Linked DNA regions of Homo sapiens: all the other regions are linked to region 3. A link is an interaction called in ENCODE POLR2A ChIA-PET data of the cell type or tissue named here. Cell type or tissue: Panc1. All regions are shown on one strand. Region 1 overlaps SDK1 (sidekick cell adhesion molecule 1). Region 2 overlaps SDK1 (sidekick cell adhesion molecule 1). Region 3 overlaps SDK1 (sidekick cell adhesion molecule 1).

The links. Peaks named below come from ENCODE experiments on the same cell type or tissue, not always from the same donor. Only the 100,000 strongest peaks of a DNase experiment are listed, where the experiment ranks them.
Region 1: POLR2A ChIA-PET joins it to region 3 with 5 read pairs; 2 of 35 experiments call an interaction of 5 or more read pairs at or near these places.
Region 2: POLR2A ChIA-PET joins it to region 3 with 5 read pairs; 2 of 35 experiments call an interaction of 5 or more read pairs at or near these places.

What each region holds. Positions count from the first base shown.
Region 1 is chr7:3,789,937-3,792,436 of GRCh38, reverse strand. The region is part of intron 4 of SDK1 (sidekick cell adhesion molecule 1); the gene reads right to left. Among named protein-coding and RNA genes, the nearest start is that of SDK1-AS1, 440 kb to the right of the region's middle. In Panc1, no CTCF peak of the experiment used is centred here; no DNase peak of the experiment used is centred here.
Region 2 is chr7:3,420,049-3,422,548 of GRCh38, reverse strand. All of the region lies in intron 1 of SDK1 (sidekick cell adhesion molecule 1), which reads right to left. LOC124901577 (a long non-coding RNA gene) reads right to left here. Exons shown (of 2, transcript XR_007060196.1): 1 at 1-2,500. Among named protein-coding and RNA genes, the nearest start is that of SDK1-AS1, 69 kb to the right of the region's middle. In Panc1, no CTCF peak of the experiment used is centred here; no DNase peak of the experiment used is centred here.
Region 3 is chr7:3,507,988-3,510,487 of GRCh38, reverse strand. All of the region lies in intron 1 of SDK1 (sidekick cell adhesion molecule 1), which reads right to left. Among named protein-coding and RNA genes, the nearest start is that of SDK1-AS1, 160 kb to the right of the region's middle. In Panc1, no CTCF peak of the experiment used is centred here; no DNase peak of the experiment used is centred here; H3K27ac peaks cover 884 bases.

The DNA of each region.
Region 1 (2,500 bases), 280 kb before region 3:
TCACGGTGCATGCCCTCAAGAACGTAGATCTTAGGAAAACAACAAAATTAATTATCTAATGTTCACTAGAAATGATGGAAGAAAGAGAAGAGGAAAGCAAAGAGGGAGGAGGAAAGGCACATGCAGTTGAGTCTGTGGTGAAGGGGTGAAGGGGTTCAGGACCCATGGCCTCAGGCAATTGCAGGTCAGGATCTGGACATTTTAGGGCATGGAAGTGGGGGGCTGGAATGGTCTGGAGCCAGGCAGTTATGAGAGGCCCAGTTTAAGGTTAATGCAAGGGTTTTTTTTGTTATTTTGTTTTGTTATTTAGGAAGGGGGTCTCGTCCTGTTGCCCAGGCGGGAGTGCAGTGGTGCACTCATAACTCACTGCAGCCTTGAACTCCCGGGTTCAAGCAATCCTCATGCCTCAGCCTCTTGAGTAGCTGGGACTACAGGCATGAACCACTACATCTGGCTAATTTTTTTTTGCATTTTTTGGAAAGACAAACTCTCCCTGTGTTGCCCAGGCTGGTTTCAAACTCCTGGGCTCAGGTGACCCTCCCGCTTCACCCTCCCTAAGCGCTGAGATTACATGCATGAGCCACCATGCCTGACTCCATGCCAGTGTCAAAGCAATGCCAGGTACTGAGGAGCTTTGTTCCATAACTGGCCAAAAGACCCAGAAAAGAATGGCATCCATAGAGCACTCTCCGAACAGATCACCCTTGATTAAGGTCAATTTCACAAACTGATTCTCCTTTCAGAGACAGGAAATTGGATTCCGCTGAGTGGGCACCTGTTGTGAGCCCACTCATCCTTCTCCAATCGTCCTCCCCACCCAAGGGAGCAAGTGGTACCATCCCACTCGGTCTCTGCCTGGGTACTGAGGGGATGAAGGCCAGGCAGCAACCACATCGGCAGCCGCATCCCTCAGGATGGCAGCCTCTGCAGCATCGTGCTATTTTGGGCTCATGACTGATGACCCTGAGGGAACCTTAGAATGACCATCTGCCACGAAGTCAGTCTTTCCTTATGCTCACACCATGATGAGCTGGTCCATATGACATGGCTTCTGCCTCAGCTTCTTGTAAAATACGGAGCCCCGATACCTAAATAATTCAAAACAGTTCCCAAAGATTAAATCTGTTTCCACAACTCCTACTCACTGGCTGTAGTTCCACGAGGCGGATTCATCTAGTCCAGCACAATGTTGCTAGGTTACACTCCTCTTCACCTAAGCTCAGGTTTTGTCTGCCATCTCAGCCCTTAATGGTACAGGTGTTTTTTTTTTTGTTGTTTTTAAACTACCACTTATGTAATATTTACTACATACCAGTCACTGTTCTAAGAGCTTTAAGAGTATTAAATAATTTTTGTCACTCCCCAGGAACTAGGCACTGCTGTTAGACCCAATTTACCGATGAGGATACTGAAGCACAGAGAGGTTAAGTAACTTGCCCAAGGTCACACAGCAAGTGAGTGACGGAGCTGTGATTCAAACCAAGCAGGGTGGCTACCTCTTTGATTACTGTCAAGTTAATTTCTACACACTTTAGCTTCTGCCCCCAAAATGAATATTCCCCTGTCCCAACCTCCCTAGCCCCAAGTTCCACAGCCCAAAAGCAACCACTACCAGACTTGGTTTTGTGTGTGTGTTTTTGGCGACAGTTTCGCTCTTGTTTCCCAGGCAATAGCATGATCTCAGCTCACTGTAACCTCTGCCTCCCGGGTTCAAGCAATTCTCCTGCCTCAGTCTCCCGAGTAGCTGGGATCACAGGCATGCGTCACCATGCCCAGATAATTTTGTATTTTTAGTGAGATGGGGTTTCACCATGTTGGTCAGGGTTATCTCGAACTCCCGACCTCAAGTGATCCACCCACCTCAGCCTCCCAAAGTGCTGGGATTACAGGTGTGACCACCACGCCTGGCCGACTGTTAGACTTTTTAACCATGTGATCTGGTATTTGCCTCTGTGTGGGCCATTCGCTTCTGATTTCTCAGCTCCAAACCCACCTTTCCACACTATTCTCTGCAGACTGGTTTTGCAGGCCCCTTTGCCAGCTGGCTCCTCGTTAGAACCTGCCATTGAGCAGCCACAGGAGACTGGAGGGCGGGAAAAGGGAGAGGGGCTTTACCATGTGTTAAATCCCTCTGTTGAAATACCTAGTATAATTTCTGTTTTCAGATATAAATATCTGAAAGTCCTCTCTCTGAACCCATTCCATTTCTTCAGAGACAGCCCCCTGGCTTCTAAACTGTGACATAAACATCAGTTGCTGGTGTCTGAGGAAGGACGGCAGAAAATAGGATAGTGGCCCCACCATTCAGTCTGCAGACTTCTCCTCTCAGGTCCTCACCTCCCACTCTGCTACACCTGGCATTTGGACTACGGGGTCTTTCTCAACTTCTCCGCTGAATAACTATTTGGTCCTCGGGAAGGGGGAGAGGTGGTGGCAGGAAATGGTGCAGAGTTAGCTGGCGACCATGCTGTGTGTAAACTTCCCACCACTCCTGCCACTT
Region 2 (2,500 bases), 88 kb after region 3:
GTTACTAGGGTTACAGGCATGAGCCACCACACCCAGCAATAATTTGATTTTTCAAAAGGACTTCCAGTATTAAGAAAAGTTGGTTATATTCTATAGTATTTTTCATGTCAATGAATCCACTTAGCTTCACAACCTACTAACATTTATTTAGATTTGACTCAAGTTAATCGGTTGCATATAAGCCACATATTCTTTCCTATGAGGTTTTCACTCTTGACTTCACCAATGCCTTAAGTATTTTCTAAATTTTTTTTTTCCTGAAAGGATTCAAAGTTAGAATAATAGCAGGTTTTTAAATATTGATCCTCTGACCACCTATGTAAGAGTAGTTTGGCTGGGTATAGAATTATTGCATTTGATTCATTCCACTTGAAGGTAACAAGTTTTATTCTAATTGGATACAGAATTGTCTCTGTATTATGACATTCAGAAATCTCATTATAGATAGATACATCTCATTTTTGCTGTTGTTGTTATTAAGGCCTCATATCTTCTAATTTCCTATTTTATTTTGAGAACCATCCGGTCTGCTATTTAATTCCCCCTCTCATCAACTATGCTTTACATTTCCAAGAATCTCACAACTCCTGGACTGAAGCTATATGCCCGCCTAAGCCTCCAGAAGTGCTGGGATTACAGATAGGAGCCACTGCATCTGGCCCACTTTCCAAGAGTCTCAAGCACCCAAAAACCAGGAAGGAAGGCAGCAGCCCTGGCAGCAGCTCTGTTATTTAAGGTTAAGAGCAGGTTCTCATAAACCTACAGTACTCTAAATGTCATCTCTAAATCAGAGGAGTTATGACTTTTGACATAACATCCACTGTCAAGCCCAAAGAATGTGATCCCATCTAAGAGCCAACAGAAAGCTACCTCACTGCCTAGAGATACTCTCTAGCTGTAGACGCTCACGCAATGTAGAAAATGTCCATTCTCCACTAATTTCACTTCAAAATATAATTAGTTTACAGATAGCAGCTCAATACTGAAAACTAAACCTTATATATCAAAACTAATGTCAATCTAAAACTTAGATATTTAAGTCAAAAGGTCTTCTATCAGCAAGTAGCAAAAATTATAAAAATGCAGTTTTAAAAGGCTTTGGTAATTATGAATATCATAATTATTTAGTGACAAATGATAAATTTAACATTGATAACTAGAAGTGAGAGTGCAGGCCAGGCTCGGTGGCTTGCACCTGTAATCCCAGCACTTTGGGAGGCCGAGGAGGGCAGGCGGGTCACTGGAGATCAGGAATTCAAGACCAGCTTGGCCAACATGGTGAAACCCTGTCTCTATTAAAATTACAAAAATTAGCTGGGCGTGGTGGCACACACTTGCAGTCCCAGCTACTCAGGAGGCTCAGGCAGGAGAATCACTTGAACCCAGGAGGCAAATGTTGCAGTGAGACAAGATCACGCCACTGCACTCCAGCCTGGGCCACCAAAAAAAAAAAAAAGGAGAGTACAGATTTGCTGTTAAAAAAAAAAAAATTGATAAAAGCTTTAATTTACTCTTTCTCAACAAAGCTGCTTAAACAGTACAACAATAAAACAATCCAAGTACTAACCTTTAAAAAGAACTGTTCTTACATGGACACAGGGAGGGGAACAACACACACTGGGGCCTATCAGGGAGGTGTGGAAGGACAGAGAGCATCAGGATAAATAGCTAATGCATGTGGGGTTTAATACTTGGTGATGGGTTAATCGGTGCAGCAAACCACCATGGTACATGTTTATCTATGTAACGACTCTGCACACCCTGCCCATGTATCCTGGAACTTAAAATTAAATTTTAAAAAATGTTCTTGAGCTGTCGCAAATTCTTCCATAAAGATTCTCATTATGTTAAAAAAGAATATAATGAGATAACGTTTACTTTCTCTAAAATAACAACTTGCTATAATCCTACTTACTGTTAAGCCACATATCAAGCTCTGTAAAAGACAAAGTAAATCCCAAAATTAAGTAAAATCTTTCCTTAACCCTCCCCCTAAAAGATTAGCACGACTACTTAGAGCTATGATAAAGCAAACAATTAAAAAATGGGCAGGAGGAGTTCATTAGCACCTAACTAGATACCTGATATTTAGGTATCTCTTTCATATACAGTAAAATGATTATTGCTCTGAAAGAAAAATTGGTGAGAAAGGAAAAATCCAAGAACAGAAAGTTGTTGAAACGATCTGAGTTGTAGTTTTCCCTGCTGCTGGCAATCCATCAAACTGTGCAAAATAAATGCTATTGCATCTAACCTTTTAAAATCTTTTCTGTTAAACAACACTTTCAAATTCACCAAGCCAAAAATAAATGGGAAAGTTCCAATGCTAATATGACAATAATGTTAATTCTGCTATAATAGTATCACTACAACTTTTAAATTCAAAGGACACCACATTGAATATTAAGTAGCATTTTATTTTGTTTTTGCTCTGGGGTATGCTTTCCTTTGCACAGAAGTATGGAAAGCTCTCCAGTTTGCCACTGACAAGGAGATTCAA
Region 3 (2,500 bases):
CCATGCCTTTTTGCCTATTAATCCGCCTCACGTCAGTGATTTTTCAGAGACCCTTTAGAAGACCGAGTGCCTTGGCAGTGACTCACAACTACATGGAACATAACTAAAAAACTTGGAGCAGCCACATTATTCAGTAATACCTACTGTGACAGCAGAACGTCTGTGCAAGTCAGTTATAGAATCATCTAAGTATTCAGACACTGCTTTCCTAGGAAATGTTAAACTCCTTGAGGCAGGCTGGCTTCCTCACCACCTTGTGCACTGCTGCTCCCACACCACAGTGACTAGCAGCACATAATGGTTTGAATTAAAGCTGAAGTAAAAAATATCCAGGTCCAGGCACTGGGAACACACTGTCAGACCTACTTTTGATAAGGTCGACGCTTAGGAAACACTGGAGGAACAAGAGAATAAGGGAGCCCCCTCCCAGTTCTAAGTCAATGGTTGTCAACCATGGCTGCATATCTGAACTACCTGGGGAGCTCTGGAAAGTCCTTGGCCCCCACCCACCGATGTTATTCATGACTCGGAGACCTTCATTTAATGAGTCTGGGGTGAAGCCCTGGCATCTGTATATTTTAAAAGCCCACTAGGTGATTCTAACGTGCAGTCTGAACTGAGAACCACTGACTTAACATTCCATTCTCTATAATTTAGACTCTAAGTACTCATTTTCTGTATGTCCTGGGGGGCTCTCTCTGTCATGCTGCTTTTCTTACAGAAATCCTCTGCAGGGCCGAAGGTAGAAAACACCCATGTCTGGCTGCTGCTCTCTGAGCCTGCCCTGTGACATTAAACAGAGGTTAAGTGTTGAGTGAAGATGCAGGTAAGCACAGTTGAGGAAGAGGGGCCCAGAGACAGACAGACCAGCTCTGCTACTGGAGGGACACTTCGTAACACTCAGCTATTTGGGTCTCACTTTGGGAACTGTAAAATGGAGGTAACACAACGGCCCCAAACATTGTGGTTGTATTTAATAAGCCCCTACATAGCAATTATCACGTGCCAGGCACCCTTTAATTGCTTTACAGACATTACCTCTAAGAAGGTGTGTATTATCATTACCCTGTCTTACAACTGAGGAAACACACACAGAAAAGTAACGGTATTTGCCTGAGGTCACATGTTGGCAGAGCTGGGATTCAAACCCAAGCAGCTCCGGCTCCAGGATTAGGTTGAGAAGCTCCTATCATGAATATTAGAAATCCAGCACAAACAGAAAAACCAGAGGACCCCTCCCCAAGCATCTGTAACAGAAGTGGTATCCTGGGGGTCAAGTCACTGTGTAAGACTCCATTGTCTAACACAACTTAATCTTACTTAATATTCTGACACCTTAAGATGGATGGATGTCTGTGTGTCTGAGTATCACACGCATGTACATACATACACACACACACACGCACACACACACACACACCCCACCTTCCTTAGGCTGCCCTGATATGCTGAGTTCACAACTGCTGCCTGCCTGCTATGACCCACCATCACTGCCACAGATATTACTAGAACATTCTATTAAAACAGTGCAGATATGTTTATCCTTTAAGAGCAGAAAAACAAACTAAATCCTGCACTGAATAAAATACTCACTTCCTATAATATCATTCATTCCTTCATTTATCCATCCCCAAATACTTATTGAGCACCTACTGATAGCAGCCATTCCTGCCTTCAAAGAATTTCACGCCTAGTGAGGGAAATAAACAGGTTTGGGGCAATGCCAATGCACTACAAGGCAATTTCAATACTAGGGTTCGAAGTGTCAAGATGGAAAAGGTACAGAACACTTTGAAGAATCAGGAAAGGTCTCTTGAAATTAGAGCTATCTAAATTGCAATCTCAAGAATGATGATGTAAGGCTGGGCGGGGTGGCTCACACCTGTAATCCCAACACTTTGGGAGGCCCAGGCGGGTATATCATTTGAGGTCAGGAGTTCGAGACCAGCCTGGCCAACATGGTAAAACCCCATCTCTACTAAAAATACAACAATTAGTCAGGCATGGTGGCGGGCAGCTGTAATCCCAGCTACTCAGGAGGCTGAGGCAGGAGAATTGTTTGAACCGAGGAGGTAGAGGTTACAGTGAGCCAAGATCACACACCACTGCACTCCAGCCAGGGCAACAGGGCAAGATTCTGTCTCAAAAAAAAAAAAAAAAAGAAGAAGAAGAAGAAGAATGATGATGTCAGAGAGGAAAGAGTAATGATTAGCTTAATTTGGGGCATACTTTTGAGAGCTTCAGGGACAGAGAAGTCAACAGCCAACTGTCCACATGAATCTGAAACCAGAAAAAAAAATATTCAGAAAACACCAGCTTCTGGATGGTAATTACGAGATTACAAGGCAACAGTTTGTAGAACAACAAGGACAATGGACAACACCCTGACTATCAGTAGCAGTTTATGCCTGGTCAGAGAAACAGAAGCCAGACAGACAAAGGGACAGCCAGAAGGAAAATAAGTAGAAAATATGGGGTCAGGAAAGTAAGGGAAAAGAGG